Linked DNA regions of Mus musculus: region 1 is linked to region 2. A link is a loop called in an ENCODE intact Hi-C map of the cell type or tissue named here. Cell type or tissue: gastrocnemius. All regions are shown on one strand. Each heading gives the region's core, and the rest is flanking DNA. Links, peaks and the distances in the headings are about the cores only. Region 1 overlaps Rfx7 (regulatory factor X, 7). Region 2 has its middle 21 kb from the start of Nedd4.

Region 1 (8,342 bases), core at 107-8,106, 58 kb before region 2:
TGAATGCATTCTGTTCAGTATATTGGCTAAAATCGGGAACTGAGAATTGTTCCTTCCACAAATAAAAAGAAGAAAGAGTGGGGGGAAAACACCCACAATGGCCAAAGGATGTTAGTGAAAATGACCTATATCACCGTGAAATTCAGGAGAATAAAGACCTAAGATACTAATTTGTAGGTATGTCCATAATATATATTGATGATACATGTATACATAAGGGAGTCTTGTAAAATAGCTATATTTGACCTCTCTAGAAAACAGGGAGCTGGAAAGATGGCCCGGCTGTTAAGAGCATTGACTGCTCTTCCAGAGGTCCTGAGTTCAAATCCCAGCAACCACATGGTGGCTCACAACAATCCATGATAGGATCTGATGCCCTCTTCTGGTGTGTCTGAAGACAGCTACAGTGTATTCAAAATAAATAAATGTGTTTGTTTTTTTTTTTTTAAAGAAAAAAACAAACAAAACAAAAACAGGGCTACTACGCAATGTAGTTTTTATTGATACTAAAGAAAGCTTTAGAAATGCCAAAAACATCTATTTGTGCCTAGTTGCTCTTTTTGTTTTATTTTTGAGACAGTGGCTCTCTATATGGGCCTCTCTGTCCTAGAAGTCAAGTCACTATGTGGACCACAGTAGCCTTGAACTCACAGAGATCCACCTGTGTCTGCCTCCCAAGTGCTGGAATTAAAGGTGTGGAACACTGCACCTTGATTTAGCTGCTATTTAAAGTGCTATATTCACCCTACTCTTGACTGACTGTTCTTTACAGATTCGCTCTTATGTGCAAAGCTGTTACATGTCTTCCAACAGCTCCTTCATGCTGTTTTGATCCAAGAGATGTATTTTGTATCTCCCAATAAGAACACATATCGAGCCGGGCGTGGTGGTACATGCCTTTAATCCCAGCACTTGGGAGGCAGAGGCAGGCTGATTTCTGAGTTCAAGACTAGCCTGGTCTACAAAGAGAGTGCCGGGACAGCCAGGACTATATAGAGAAACCCTGTCTCGAAAAAAAAAAATATATATATATATATATCGTCAATGTACTTCATCTTAATTTCTCTGAACATTAGAAGAAGAAGAAGAAGAAGAAGAAGAAGTAGTAGTAGTAGTAGTAGTAGTAGTAGTAGTAGTAGTAGTAGTATTTCGTAAAGTTAACTTTTCCTCTTTCCTTTGTATAGTTGGAAGGAGTTGAACCATCTGGGCAGCTTCAAAATATTGATGAGGAAGTTATCTCTTCTGCTTGCCGTCTTGTGTGTGAGTGGGCCCAGAAAGTGTTAAGCCAGCCATTTGACACAGTCTTGGAATTAGCCCACTTCCTTGTAAAGAGTCACTATATAGGCACCAAGTCAATGGCAGCTCTGACTGTGATGGCGGCAGCACCGGCAGGTATGGAAACTGACCGCATTGCTATAGGTAGAGCCGATAGCAAACGAGAGCTTGCAGGCCAGTAAGACGGCACAGTAGGTAAGAACACTTGCTACCAAGCCTCATGGCCTGAGTTCAAGCCTCAGAAACAGAATGATGAAGGGAGAGAACTGACTCCCCTCCTGCAAGTTGTCTATGACCTCTACATGCACTCCCTGGTACATGTGCATTTATAAATAAATAAATCAAGTTTAGAGAATCGATTAATGAAGTCTGTGACCAAAGAACTTCATCATTTAAGTATATGTATAAGTTCAATCTTACTTCAGTTCACACTAAATGCAGATGTTTTATTAGGCTAATAAAATAAAAACTATATTGTTAAGCTGTAGAGTTTAATCTACTTTTCTGTGTTGCTCTGCTAGAATAAACTATTTGAATTCCCCTACCATACCTTTTTTATAGCTGTTTTTAAATGTAAAGAATATATGTATTTTTAAGTCTATATGTCTAAATTAGTTAAATGTTAAAAGTAAAATAAAACTAATTTTAAAATTATGTGCTAGGCTCCTGTCCCAGAAATTAATCTTGTAAATAAAATGATCTCTGAACATCATTGACTGATTACCTGGTTTTATTTAAAAAATAAATTTTATGAAGTGGTACTATAAAATAAAAAGAGCTTTGTTTTTGGTTGGTTTGTTGGTTAGTTTGTTGTTTTTGAGATGGGGTCCCTCTATTAATAGGACCCAGGCTGTCCTGAAACAAAACATAGAAATCCTCCTGCCTCTATCTCTAAGGTATTTATCACCATACCTGGCTGAAAGAGAATTTCTTTAATGGCAGTTTAAATGATAATTTTAATTCAAAGAGAAGTTTTTGTAATTGACAACTTTAGTAATTAACATTATTGTTGGAATATCTGATGCATTGCTAATTGAATAGCTGTATGTAAGGTATCAGTTCTAATGGAAAATTTTAAATGCCTTAATTCACTTATACCTGACAGATTGTAGAGTGAATAAATTATATTACCTTAGAAAATTATTTCTGTGAAGAATATTAACATGGAACTTGTTCTCCAAGATATGTCTTCTAAGTTTATATTTTTTAAATCTGCACTACATTTATCCTGAAGAGATTTATTGTTCATGTTGTGCATAAGTGTATATAATCTCTCCTTTTCATTTTATGACCAATTGAGTACCAGTATCAGCAAAGCAGCCTCTCACAGTTGCTAGTCACAACTTTTCTTTCCTGAATATAAACTGTATATGACCAAACCTGACTTTTCACTTAATTAGACACAAGCATGGTATTGCCTAGAAATCCCAATGTGTGTCACTAAATAGCTCACATATATGTTAGCTCCCTTAATTCTTTCATGCCTATGAAAAAGGTGAAGTTCATTCTAGGAAACAGACTCTAGGAGGTGAAATAGTTTGTCCTTGGCTAGAGAAGTAATGCAACCAGGATTTGAATACTGTTTGCCTGTCTCCAAAGACCAGGCTACCTCAGTTACTCTTACTAACTCCTTATCTTCTTGCAAAATAAGACTTTGAAGAGTGTGGAGCCTTCAGAACACTCTAATCTCTCTTTACTCTCCTCACTGACAGTTGGAAGGGTACCTCTGTGGATGGGGGCTTGGATTTTTTGGAAGTACCATCTGTTTCCCATTATTTGCAAATTTGACCAAAAGAGAATGAAGGGATTTTTGAGGTGTAAGTCTAGTAAAGTAGAGAGATGGCTCAGCAGTTCAGAGCACATGTTGCTCTTTCAGATAGCCTGGGTTCTATTCCCAGGACCCATGTGGCAGCTCACAACCAACCCTCTGTAACTCCTGTCCCAGGGGATCCAAAGACTTCTTCTGACCTTTGCAAGTGCCAGGCATGCACATAATACACATATGTACATACATGAAGGCAAAATATTCATACACATAAAATAATAAATTTTTTTAATGTACTAAAAAGTACATGTGTGAACAGGTGATTTTTATTTTTAGAAGCAACATATGAGAACACAAAACTTTTCCAATTATATCATTACTGAAAACACTTTCAGTCTTGAAATTTTGTTCTCAACTATTAGTACATTTTTAAAAGAATACTCATGATAAATTAATTTTCATCCTTTGAAGGCAAATTAATTTTTTTATAAGTACAGTGTCCATCTTGAAGACAGGTTGTGTTACAAATGTCCTTTTTGTAAGTCAGCTGCTTGGAAATCATTCCTGTCCAGAAACCCTGGCAAGAGGACAAGGCAGAAAGCTGTGAGCCGTTGGCAGAGGCTTTCCTGGGTGCAGATGCTAGGAGTAACGCTGAGACAGGGCCAAAGGAAGCTGTAAGACTGAGTTCAAAGAGAAAAACAGTAATTACAGCATTTAATAGAAAAGGAGAGGATCAAAAATGAAGGATTATCAACCAGAGATTGCAAAGGAGAATTCCTGTGTTTTTAACTTCTTCCTAGCCTCCCTCCCTCCCTCCCGCACCTGCACTAAGTTGTAGCTGATGCAAAGCAGAGCCTGGCTAAGGGACCAAAGGCAAAGTGCAATTTTTATCTTGCTTTTTCTTTCTTTCTTCTTTTTTTTTTTTCCTGCTATCTTACTACTCTTAAAAAGTATTCTCAGTGACACTTTTCAAAATGCCTTAACCTTAGTCTTACAAAGAAATTCTGCTTCTAAATTTCTCTAGGTCACACTGGAATAATCATTAAGTAACAATTAAAATAATGGTTCAATTTCTGGTAAGATTAAAAACTTGTTTTCCCCACATAAATTAGGCTATGGAGTGGTTTTAGCAAATATTTATTAGGTTATCCTTATGAGCTAAATATTTAAATTATGAAAATTTATTAATTTCATTCTAATCACAGAAAGGGGTAGGAATTTGCTGGCATCTAATACAATGTAAAACTGCTCTGTTGGCATGTATTTTTCTTAGTGTTCCAACATTTATGATATAAATAATCTTTTTAAATTGTCTGCCATTGTTTACTTAACTGAAATTGGCCTGGTTAAACCATATTTTAAGATATTAAACTCTTGTTGACAGAGGTTTGTAAATAGAAGTCTGTTACTTTGCTTTGTAAATAAGCTGTGAATTAATTAGAGTGTGCTGCAAGCTTAGACACTTTGTCCAGCAGATGGCTACACATTCAAAGAAACTGAGTAATGCGGCCTTCCACAAGACAGTGTTTAGTTTTAGCTTTCCTTTGTGTTTATTTTCAGGACTTAAAGGAATTCCCCAGCCTTCTGCTTTTATACCTACAGCTGAAAGTAATTCCTTTCAACCTCAAGTAAAGACTTTGCCATCTCCAATTGATGCTAAGCAGCAGTTGCAACGGAAAATTCAAAAAAAGCAGCAAGAACAGAAACTACAATCTCCATTGCCAGGAGAATCCTCAGCAAAAAAGCCAGAAGGCACTACAGCCAACGGAGTGGCTAATCTACCCAATGGGAACCCTGCGATCCTTTCTCCCCAGCCCATTGGGATCGTGGTGGCAGCTGTCCCTAGCCCCATTCCGGTAATATTATCACTAGAGTTTGGCCTTACTGAGATGGTAGGAAGTCATTTATTTTATTAGAAGTAACAGGTGAGAAGATGGCAAGGGTCATAAGCTGGTTTTATGACCAGACTATCCTTGGTCATTCATCCATCTATCTTTCTTTTTCTTTCTTCCTTCCTTCCTTCTTTTCTTTTTTTTTTTTTTTTTTTTTTTTTTGAGACAGGGTTTCTCTGTATAGCCCTGGCTGTCCTGGAACTCACTTTGTAGACCAGACTGGCCTCGAATTCAGAAATCCGCCTGCCTCTGCCTCCCAAGTGCTGGGATTACAGGCGTGCGCCACCACGCCCGGCTGGTCATTCATCTTTCATTCCGAATATTTATTGCTAATGAAAAGCAAACCCTAAAGTTTATAAAACTAAAGATACAAAAGATGAAGATTTGTAAAGTGTGCATATAAGCATTCAGAATTTCAGTAAGATTAAATTTATTAAAAAATTTTTAATATTGATCCTGGCTGGATCAAGAATCTTTTGGGAGCCTAAATGTTTTTCTTAATATTGAACTAGATCAAGTTATAATATATTATTAATGATTTTATACTTGAATGTGGGCCTGCATCTTTGGTTAGCCTGCATCTGGGTAGATATAGGAGTAGAAGATTGTTAAGGTCACTCTCACACAACTAACATTATAGTGAAGGGGATTTTCAAATGCAAGTGTATCCTCCTAAAGTAAAGTGGTAACCTTAAATTACTATTGGTATGATTATTAAGGAGATATTTTCTCTTAATTTTTCTTGGTATCATTATCTTTCATCATTGCTATTCCATTAAAATTTTTAATATCTGATGGCCATACTACTCACCTAAGAGCAGATTTCAGGAGGCCTACTGTGGATAAGGAAACCTAGTAGCTAGTTACTAAAGTCCAGGGCAAACTTGAGCTGTGTAAGACTTCCCAAGAGTGAACTGTGCTCTTAGATACTTGAGAGCTTACCTTTCTTCATGATTGTATTCCTTCTCACTGTAACGTCTTTAACCCACTCATTAGACAAATATTTGTTATAGGTATGAAGTATTTTGTTAACTGGAAAGTAAACCTAACTTTTTTCCCATGTGTTACTGTATTTCATAAGTATATTGCTTTGTGGTTATACTTGTTAAAAATATGTGTACAAAATGATACAAAAGAACTCTCTTCTAACATTATAATGACCTTTTTTCTTTTAAATTAACACTTAATAAATCCTCTAATACTATACACATGTACTGTTGTACCCTAGACTTATAAAATGGACTTTTGATTTTTTTACCTTTTTGCAGGTCCAGCGGACAAGGCAGTTAGTAACTTCACCAAGTCCAATGAATTCTCCTGATGGCAAAGTTCTTCCCCTCAATGTGCAAGTGGTCACTCAGCACATGCAGTCTGTGAAACAGACACCAAAGACTCCTCAGAACGTTCCAGCCAGTCCTGGTGGGGACCGTTCTGCCAGACACCGCTACCCTCAGATCTTACCCAAGCCAGCAAACACCAGTGCGCTCACCATCCGCTCTCCTACAACTGTGCTCTTTACTAGCAGTCCCATCAAAACTGCTGTGGTACCTGCATCACACATGAGTTCTCTAAATGTGGTGAAAATGACAACAATATCCCTCACACCCAGTAACAGTAATGCGCCTCTTAAACATTCTGCCTCAGTCAGCAGTGCTACTGGAACAACAGAGGAATCAAGGATTGTTCCTCAGATCAAGAATGGTTCTGTCGTTTCTCTTCAGTCTCCTGGGTCCAGGGCTAGCAGCACTGGGGGAACTTCGGCTGTGGAAGTCAAAATGGAACCAGAAGGTTCATCAGATGAGCATCCTCTCCAGTGCCAAGAGAACTCTGAGGAGACAAAAGCTCCCCTGACAACATCTAGTGCCCTTTGGGGCCAGAAAAGTAATACAGATGGAACAGTACCAAAACCTTCTAATGAAGGTGTCACTGAAGTGAAAACAACTAAGGTCTGTGACCAGAGGACCAAATGTAAAAATCGATGTAATGAAATTCTGTCAGGCATCTCAGCAGGCAATAATCAAAGCACTGTTACTCTCTCGGTTGCTACTCAGAACTTACCTTTCACCAGCACCAGCTCACCATCTAATGGTGACTCAGTAAATAAAGACCCTAAAATATGCACTAAAAGTCCAAGGAAACGACTGTCTGCTACATTGCAAGAGTCTCAGGTGCCTCCTGTAAAGAAACCAATTGTGGAACAGCTTTCTGCAGTTACTATAGAAGGTCAGAAACCAGGCACTGTTAAAAAGGACCAAAAGGTTCCACATTCAGGGAAAACAGAAAGTTCAACAGCAGGTGCTCAGATTCCTAACAAGGTGTCAATCAGTGTCAGTTCACAGATAATAGAGGATCAGCCCGTGAACCCTGCTCTTGTCACCAGTGAACCAGTTCTGGAGCAGCAGACAACGCCATCATCGTCTCCGGATGTAAAAGTCAAACTTGAAGGGAGTGTCTTTCTCTTGGACCGTGAGTCAAAATCAGATGGCAGCTTTAATCGTAACGAATGGCAACAAGTTACTAAGGATTCTGACTTCATAGCTGCCAGCTGTGAGCATCAGCAAGACATTAGTGTTATGACGATTGCTGAGCATCCTGACATCCATGATTTAGAGAAATCTGTTTGGGAATTAGAAGGGATGCCACAGGACACATACAGCCAGCAGCTACATAGCCAGATACCAGAATCTTCTCTGAATGAAATACAAGCACAGTCTTCAGATCAGTTGCCATTGCAATCGGAACTGAAAGAGTTTGAGTCTTCTGTTTCCCAGACAAATGAAAGCTACTTTCCTTTTGACGATGAACTTACACAAGATAGCATTGTGGAAGAGCTGGTACTTATGGAGCAGCAGATGTCAATGAATAATTCACATTCTTATGGTAACTGCTTGGGAATGAGCCTTCAGAATCAGTCAGTAACTCCAGGAGCTCCAATGTCATCTCATGCTTCCAGCACTCACTTCTATCATCCAATTCATAGCAATGGCACTCCAATTCACACACCTACACCCACACCCACTCCTACACCAACTCCAACCCCAACTCCAACCCCAACGTCTGAAATGATTGCTGGGTCTCAGAGTCTGTCACGGGAGAGCCCTTGTTCCAGGCTTGCCCAGACAACACCTGTGGATAGTGCTTTAGGAAGTAGCCGACACACACCCATTGGTACTCCTCATTCTAATTGCAGCAGTAGCGTCCCTCCAAGCCCTGTTGAATGCAGGAATCCATTTGCATTCACTCCAATAAGCTCCAGTATGGCATATCACGATGCCAGCATTGTCTCAAGCAGTCCTGTGAAACCAATGCAAAGACCCATGGCCACTCACCCTGATAAAACCAAGCTTGAATGGATGAATAATGGGTATGGTGGGGTTGGTAATTCATCGGTTTCTGGTCATGGCATTCTC
Region 2 (8,342 bases), core at 172-8,171:
TTGAAGTTTGTTTATTTTGTTTCTGTATCTTGTACAATTTTAAACATATGTATGTGGAAAAATATGTATATTGAGACAGGATCCTACTGTGTAGCACCGGCTACCTTGGAACTCATTATATAGTCCAGAGATCTATCTGCTGGCTTCTAACTCCTGAGTGCTGGCATTAAAACTATGTACAAATAGTAGGGGAAGGCTCTTAATGAGGAATTATCTGAATCAGGTTGGTCTGTGAACAGATGTGTGGGGGTTGTCTTTTTTTTTTTTTTTTTAGATTTATTTATTTTATTAATGTAAGTACACTGTAGCTGTCTTCAGACACTCCAGAAGAGGGAGTCAGATCTTGTTACAGATGGTTGTGAGCCACCATGTGGTTGCTGGGATTTGAACTCCTGACCTTCGGAAGAGCAGTCGGGTACTCTTACCCACTGAGCCATCTCACCAGCCCGTGGGGGTTGTCTTGATGGTTACTTCATATAAGAAGACCCAGTTTATTGTGAGTGGCACTCAGCTCAAGTAACTTATTCTCACCTGTCTTAGTGTCTTATTGTCTGAGAGACACTATGACCAACAGTGAGGTGGGGAGGAAGGGCTTTACTTAGCTTACATTGGCCACATTGTGGTCCATCATTGAAGGATTTAGAGCAGGAACTCTAGGTTTTGCAGGTACCTGGAGGCAGAAGCTACTGTAGAGCCCACTTACTGGCTCGTCATTCATTGCTTGCTCAGCCTGCCTTAAAGCACCCAAGTCTACCAGCATAGAGGTTGCCTGGCCCTCTCACATCAATCACTAATTACAAATACTAGTTTACAGTCCAGTCTTGGGACATTTTCTGCCTATATTGAGGTTCCTTCTCTCATGACAATAGCTGTGTCAAGTTCACATATAACTAGCCAGCACAGTTAGCATGAGTCTATAAAAAGAGAATGAACACAGTATTACCAGGCTGTGCACTGAGTTTACGGAAGCTTGCATTATACTGAACTGTCTTACAGACATTTTAGGCAGGGGTTCCAAACAATGTAAGAGGAAAGCTGACTGATGGGCAGCAAGCCTCTGCTCGTGACTGAGTATATATGAGAGCTGCTTCAATTCTTGCCTTGATTTCCCTGTATAGCCCCAGCTGTCCTGGAACTCAAATCCACCTGCCTCTGCCTCCCAAGTGCTGGGATTAAGTGCGCCGCCTGGCGGACTGAATGTTTTTAAGCCAAATCCCCAAGGTTGCTTTTTATTGGAATATTTTCCCCAGTATCTGAAATGAATCCAGAATACCTACCCTTTTTTGATTTAAACGATTTATAATCTGTAGGTTAAGAGTGCGTACAACAGTGTAGTCCACAGCTTGGAGACATTACCTACATTTGCACAGACTCACATCCAACTTTTTATTTGCTGAGCCACTTGAGAATAAGTTACAGAATTTGTGCCATTTTCTGCTGAATACTTTGTTATTCATCACTTTAGAAAGTATAATATTTTTATTATTTTGTTGAGAATTTCACAACAATGTATTTATTTTTTTAAATTATGGGTATGGGAGTTTTGCCTGGATAAGACAGAAGATGGTGGCGGATCCCCCGGAAGTGATGTTACAGATACTTGTGAGCCTCCATGTGGATGCTGGGAGTTGAATCCGAATTCCCTGGAAGAGGAGCACGTGCTGTTCACTGCTGATCCGTACCTGGAGCTCCACAACGTATGTTTTTAAATTCTTATTTATGCGTATGGGTGTTTTGTTTGTATGTATGCCTTTATATGGTGTGTATTCCTAGTGTCCATAGAGACTGGAAGAGGGCCTCTTCAGACCTTAGACCTGGACTTAGAGATGGTTGTGAGCCCCCGTGTAGGTGCTAGGAATTGAATCCAGATCCTTTGGAAGAACAGCTAATGCTTTAAACTGCTGAGCTATTTCTCAACCCCCCAAATTAATGAATTTCCTTTGAGGCAGGATCTCATAATAGCCCTGACTAGCCTGGAACTTGCTATGTAAACCACGCTGGTCTTGAATTGTTCTAGTGCTGGCTCCAAGGGGTTAAAGTGGCTTATCACCACACCTAGCCATAGACAATGTAATGTGATCATATTTACCCTGCCAACTTCTCCCCCCAGCTACCCTCAGATGATATATCTCTTTTAAGACAAGGAAATTCTCCCATGAGACCTCATTCCACTGTTGACATGCAAGATCATTGGTATTTGACATATCATAGTGTGTTCACTGTTATTTATAAACTGTTTAATGGTACTTAAAAACTACCTTTTCTTTGTAGTTATTACAAATGACTATGAGCTTTTGATTTCATGGTATGAACACAGCAACAGTGGTAACTTCCTTAGTTATAATTTGTCATTAAAAGTTTATTATAAGAAAGCTAAATTAGGGGGCTGGTGAGATGGCTCAGTGGGTAAGAGCACCCGACTGCTCTTCCGAAGGTCCAGAGTTCAAATCCCAGCAACCACATGGTGGCTCACAACCATCTGTAACAAGATCTGACTCCCTCTTCTGGTGTGTCTGAAGATAGCTACAGTGTACTTACTATAATAATAAATAAAATCTTAAAAAAAAAAAAAAAAAAAAAAAAAGAAAGAAAGCTAAATTACTATGTGTAATAACTTGACTTTAGTTCTTTGGTTTTTGTGTGTGTGATTAAATGTATCTAAAAATTGTAAATTTTGTCTTTATTTTCTTCTATATAGCTTTCAATCAGATTACTTACTTTTAAATATTCCTTTGAATTTAGTATTCTCGTGACTATTGTATTAGATAGCTTGTAATGACATGAAAATAAAACACCTTTTTGTATTTTAGGATGACACACGAGTTGTGAGAGTGAAGGTTATAGCTGGCATAGGCCTGGCCAAGAAAGACATCTTGGGAGCCAGGTAAATAACAATGCATGAGCTTGGGGTTTAAGGAAACAGTATTGCTTAGTTTCTTTCTTGAACTTTGATTAAATGAAAATCTGAGTGATAGTAGCAAATTTTGGTACACAGTGAGATCCTTACAGGGTAAGTGGCTGATTATTTTCTTGGTATCTGAATCAATGAATTTGCAAAATTAAAGACAGTTGTAGTTATAGATTTACTATTGAGTTCTGCCCCCAGAATTTGATAGCATTTTAATTCTCTAAATCCGTTAGCAGATAATAACCAGCATAATCTCTGGTTACAGTAGAAAAAGGAGCTCTGAGTATCAAGTGAGCAGAGCGGGGCGCACTGGGTTGGAGCTACATGGGAGAGACCCAGTGGTGTGGCGGGGTTCCCTTAGAGGAATTAGTCAGCCAGGGAGAATTACAACCTGAGGCAGGGGTTGGTGGTCTCCACAGCCTGAAAACCTGGAGCAGGGGTTGGACTCTGGTGGAGAAATGAGAGATTGGCAGGAAGCCTGGCAGTGGTGGGGATTCTGGAAGAGAAAGAGTTGGCCTCTCAGCTGGTGTCAGAAGATCTGAGCAGAGAGTGAGTGTCTAAACAAGATAGATAAACACAGAAAAAAACAACCCAGAGTCTCTGTAACTCAGCTTACAATGTCCACGGTACAGCATGTAGTCACCTGGTCTGTAAAGAGCAAGGGAAGTGGGACACACTGTCAATCAATAAGGAATATGTGAGCAGAATGTGATGGGAGGCACTCACGGCTAGTCTGGTCTACATAGTGAGTTCCAGGGCTGCATAGCGAGACTCTGTCTCCACGAAACAAAAACTGGGTGGGAAAGAAAGAAAAAAAGAAAGGGAGAAAGAATATATGCTCATTGTCAGTCAAAACATTGGAAATCTCAGGAATGAAGTAGAGACATAAATAGATAAATAAATAATAAAATACCGGGGAAACTCTACAACTAAAATATAATTGAAATTCAAGTTCTTTGGTTGGCCGTGATTTCTGAATGGATACATAGAACAAAGATGAACTGAACATAGATTAATGGGGATCATTTACCAATTAGAAGATGATGAAGAAGAAAGGTCTGTTTGAACTACATCCCAGAGAGATAAATAATGAAATAAAATCTTTTTAAAGAATAAGTGTCTAAATTTGGAAAACGATCAATGAAATATACAACTGGACTGGAGAGTTGGCTCAGCAATCCTGTATTGCTTTTACTGAGGTTTCCCTGGGAACTGCCTGTGACCAACTCCAGGGGATCTGGCGCCCTCTCCTGGCCTCCACAGGCACTGCACACATGTACACACAACTTAAATCTTTTTAAAGAAGAAATGTTAAAGCAGGTTAAAGCTCCTGGTGAAGAGAAAGGAAAAGACCATCAGAAGTGATAAATACCTGGAATCTACAGATGCTTTTTTTTTTAATTAATTAAAAGTTTTATTTTTGTGTGTGGGTGTTTTGTCTTCATGTATATGTTTGAACATTTGATGTCCATAGAGGTCAGAAGAGGATATTAGTCTCCTGGAACTAGAGTTATAATTGGCTGTGATCTGCCATGTTTGTGCTGGGAATCAAACTTGGGTCCCTTGCAAGAGCAGTAAATGCTCTTAACCTTATACAGGGCCCATTGGAATCATGATTCAACAACCTTGTCTTACGGATTCATATTAGATAAAAGGGATGAAAGGAATGCTTATGGGAATAACAGCATAAAGGATAGGGTGTGTGTTTGCTGTGACCCTGCATGGAAGGATCGTGTGGTAGAAAGCATAGGCAAAGTGAATCATTAAGGGTATGAAATAGAAAACATAATCATATCAACATTTCAACAGTAATGTGAAGAATTTTAGGTTTTGTAAGAGCAGAAATTTGGAGGTTTTTTGTTTTTGTTTGTTTCTTTTTGACAGTTTCTCTGGCTATCCTAAAATTACTTCTGTAGACTAGGCTGGCCTTGAACTCAGGACTGCCTGTCTCTGTCTCTCAAGTGCTGGATTTAAGGGCATGTGCCACCACCACCATAGCTATGCAAGCATAGTTGTACTCTAGAGCTGTAAAAGCAGAAATTTTAAACTGAAGTTCTTGAAACAATTAAAAAGTCAGTACAAAACAATTCTTTTTAAAGGGGACAGGACAAGGGAAGGAAAACATGAGTTAATATACTTGTATCCAATCATGTAATAATTACAAGCACCCACATTAGCTGGCTTACAACTGTCTGTAAATCCAGCTCACGGAGATCCAACACTCTTATGGCTTTGGCAGGCACATGTACACATAACACAGAGGCATACACTGTATGCACATAAATTATGAAGCAACTCTTTAAAAAACATACTTAAATTCAATGATATACCTAGGTTGGGGAAAATGGATGCAAAAATGGTATGATAAAGATTAACGTGAATACGAGCCAGGCAGTGTGGCACATGTCTTTAATCCCAGCTATCAGGAGGCAGAGGCAGGTAGATCTCTGACTCTGTAGGCCAGCCTGGTCTACATATAGCATTCTAGGATGGTTAGGGCTACACAAGAGTAACCCTGTCATGAAAAAAACAAAATCAAAAACAATTAAAATCTGCTAAAATAAGGGAAAGGTATTTTCAAATATTTCACAATGATAATAAAATCACCAGGAATGTATTAGGCAGAAATGGGTATGTGCCTGGTACCAGAACTTGCAGATGTATGGCTCAAAACTTGACAGAATTAAAGGAAAAATTAAAAATTCTATTTTGGATAAAGACACCAATGCCTTTTTCAAAATTGTTAAAACATAATTTTTGAAAAAATCAGATGAGGCTGGAGAGAAAGCTCTGTCATTGAGAGTTCTTGCTGCCTTTGCAGAGCCCCATGTTGATTTCCAACTTCCATGTCTGGTATCTGGTAGCTAACAGCTGCCTCTGACTCCTGCAGGCACCAGCATTCATATGCATAGCGCCCCCCAACATAATTAAAAATAAAAATAAATCTTTAAATAAATGATAAAAATTGTACAGTATTACCAATGACTTTGGCTTAAGAACACATCCTAAAGGCTGCAGAGCAAACATTCTTAACTGCAGAATAGATGTTCAAATGTATACAGTACATTGACAGTCATGGGCCTGTGAGGATTATTACCTTTAGCTGTCTGGTAATATTAACAATAGCTTCGTGTCTCAACAAGCATGTGTTCATTGTTCACAGTCTGAATGATTCAGAAGCCCCTGAGCCTTCACCTTGATCCACTGTTAATGGTCTCACGAAGGAACTCTTGTGTATCTGTTTCTAATTTGGTTATGAGGTCTCAAGAGGGGTTGTCTGTAAACTCTAGACCTGTCCTCATGATGCTCCAGAGATGTCACTGAGTTTTCAGAATGCTTTTGTGGGTCTTCACCCTGTGATAGAACCTCCAGTCACCAGATGTGCCTCAGGAGATTTGCATATCTTGGCCAATGCCCTGTGACCTCTGGTCTGATCTGGGTCCAGGTTCTTCATTCCCACAAAGGAGCCCATTTCCAGGAGAGAAGATGCATTCAGGATGTCATTCAGGTGAACACAGGGATCACCTCAACAAAATCAGAGATGTCCATAGCTGAATAGAGAACAATGGCCTCACCAGGCAAGGGGCAGCTGGGGAGCCCCAGAGTGTGCTAGCACATGTGGGTGAGAGCATTTGGGTATTGCCCATGTGAATTTCTTCTTTTTAAAGATTTTTTTTTATGTATATGAATACAACATTGCTCTCTACAGACACATCAGAAGAGGGTATTGGATGCCATTACAGTGGTTGTGAGCCCCCATGTGGTTGCCGGGATTTGAACTCAGGACCTCTGGAAGAGCAGTCAGTCCTCTTAACCCACTGAGCCATCTCTCCAGCCCCTGCCTCTGCCTCCTAAGTGCTGAGGTTAAATGCATGTGCTACTGTATCCAGCAATTCTTAGTTTTTATTTGGAGGGGCTGTAGCTCAGTTTGCCTAGGACATACTAGGTTCAGTCTGTGGACCATGAAGACTGGTTGTGATGCATGTCTGTAATCTAAGCGTGAGGGGAGAGGCAAGAAAATCAGAAGGTCAGCATCCTGCTCAGCTACAGAGAGTTTAGGGCCAGCGTGGGCTACTGATGACCTGTCAGGGAGAGATGGAGAGAAAGAATACAAATTGAGAACGGTGTAGGAACCCAGACATAAGTATTTCAAACCTTTTTCAGAGTAGATCTGAGAACAGACAGAAAGCAGATGGGATTTGAAGAGCTGTTGTGGGGGCGAAGTATGGCTAGGGGGTTGCTGTGTTGTGTGCTCCTTCCTGTGGAGGAGTGCTGTAGTCTCAGCCACACTCTCTCACTGCTGTGTAGTCTGTACAACTTGGAGAAAACGACAGTAGCTAACCCTGATCCACAAAAACTGTTTGGAGCAGTGTTTGATGTGGAGTAATTTCTATGTAAGTTATTACCAACTTTCTCTTGTAACTTTAACTGAGAAGGGAAGAAAAAGACATTTGCTGCTTTCCTAGAAGGAGTTAACAGGAATAAGGAATAGAGGAGTTTCAAAATGTATTGCTAGATCATGAAAAGCTAGGACAAAGGAGGTGTTGAAATGGGCTGACTGCCTTCCAAGGTGGATCATGCTAGGCAAGAGTGCCCTGTGTCTCCAAACTGTCCTTGTCCCTATTTCCCTGGGGCTGCAGAGATGAGACGAGATCTTGCTACGCTTGCAGAGAACCTGAGTTCTGTTCCTAGTACCTATTTATGTTAGATGGCTGTGTAACTCTAGCTCCAGGGGACCTGATACCTTCTGATTGACATACATGGGCATCTGTACACACACACACACACACCCACACACACACACACACACACACACACACACGAGTCATAAACATGAATAAAGTAAACTAAGCCTTAAAAAAATGGAAGAGCTTCTACAACATGTTTTTTGTTTGTTCTGAGACAGGGATTTAACCATGTAGCCCTTGCTGGACTCAGATTTCCTCTGCCTTCGGATTGCTTGGATCAAAACATGCGTCCCGCTGTGCTTGGCAAGATACAATTTTTTGGTTTTTTTGAGACAGGGTTTCTCTGTATAGCCCAGGCTGTCCTGGAACTCACTTTGTAGACCAGGCAGGCCTCGAACTCAGAAATCTGCCTGCCTCTGCCTCCTAAGTGCTGGGATTAAAGGTTTTTTTGTTTTTGTTTTTTTCAAATCTCTTTATTGGTTCTTTGTGAGTTTCATATCAAGTACCTGAGTACTGCTCATGTCCATTCCTTATGTCTGTATGTCCGTCCCTTCCCCCTTTCAGCCTCCGCCTCGTCCCCAATCAAAAAACCACGAAAGCAAATGACAAAAAGCATGGAAAACATCTCATCGTGAAAGCTGTGGTGTGTCACACTGTCCCACACATTTCCACTTGTAATGAGTCATTTGACTGTTCAGGATCTCTAGCTTCTGTGACACCATCAATATTAGATCTTCATCAGCACT

Evidence for each region. Hi-C counts contacts between places; a loop is a spot of excess contacts. Peaks named below come from ENCODE experiments on the same cell type or tissue, not always from the same donor. Only the 100,000 strongest peaks of a DNase experiment are listed, where the experiment ranks them.
Region 1: it touches region 2 in a loop (2.5-fold over the local background); 4 of 42 quality-filtered maps call a loop at or near these places.

Annotation. Positions count from the first base shown.
Region 1 is chr9:72,610,437-72,618,778 of GRCm38, forward strand. Rfx7 (regulatory factor X, 7) reads left to right here. Exons shown (of 9, transcript NM_001033536.1): 7 at 1,185-1,392; 8 at 4,601-4,896; 9 at 6,201-8,342. Among named protein-coding and RNA genes, the nearest start is that of Gm23057, 19 kb to the right of the region's middle. In gastrocnemius, for the core only: a CTCF peak has its summit at 4,519 (motif pointing right); DNase peaks (open chromatin) are centred at 3,642 and 4,835; H3K4me3 peaks cover 237 bases; H3K27ac peaks cover 5,521 bases.
Region 2 is chr9:72,668,420-72,676,761 of GRCm38, forward strand. It overlaps a transcript of Nedd4 not described here. Among named protein-coding and RNA genes, the nearest start is that of Nedd4, 21 kb to the right of the region's middle. In gastrocnemius, for the core only: CTCF peaks have their summits at 1,200 and 4,163 (motif pointing left); a DNase peak (open chromatin) is centred at 4,155; H3K4me3 peaks cover 1,170 bases; H3K27ac peaks cover 6,489 bases.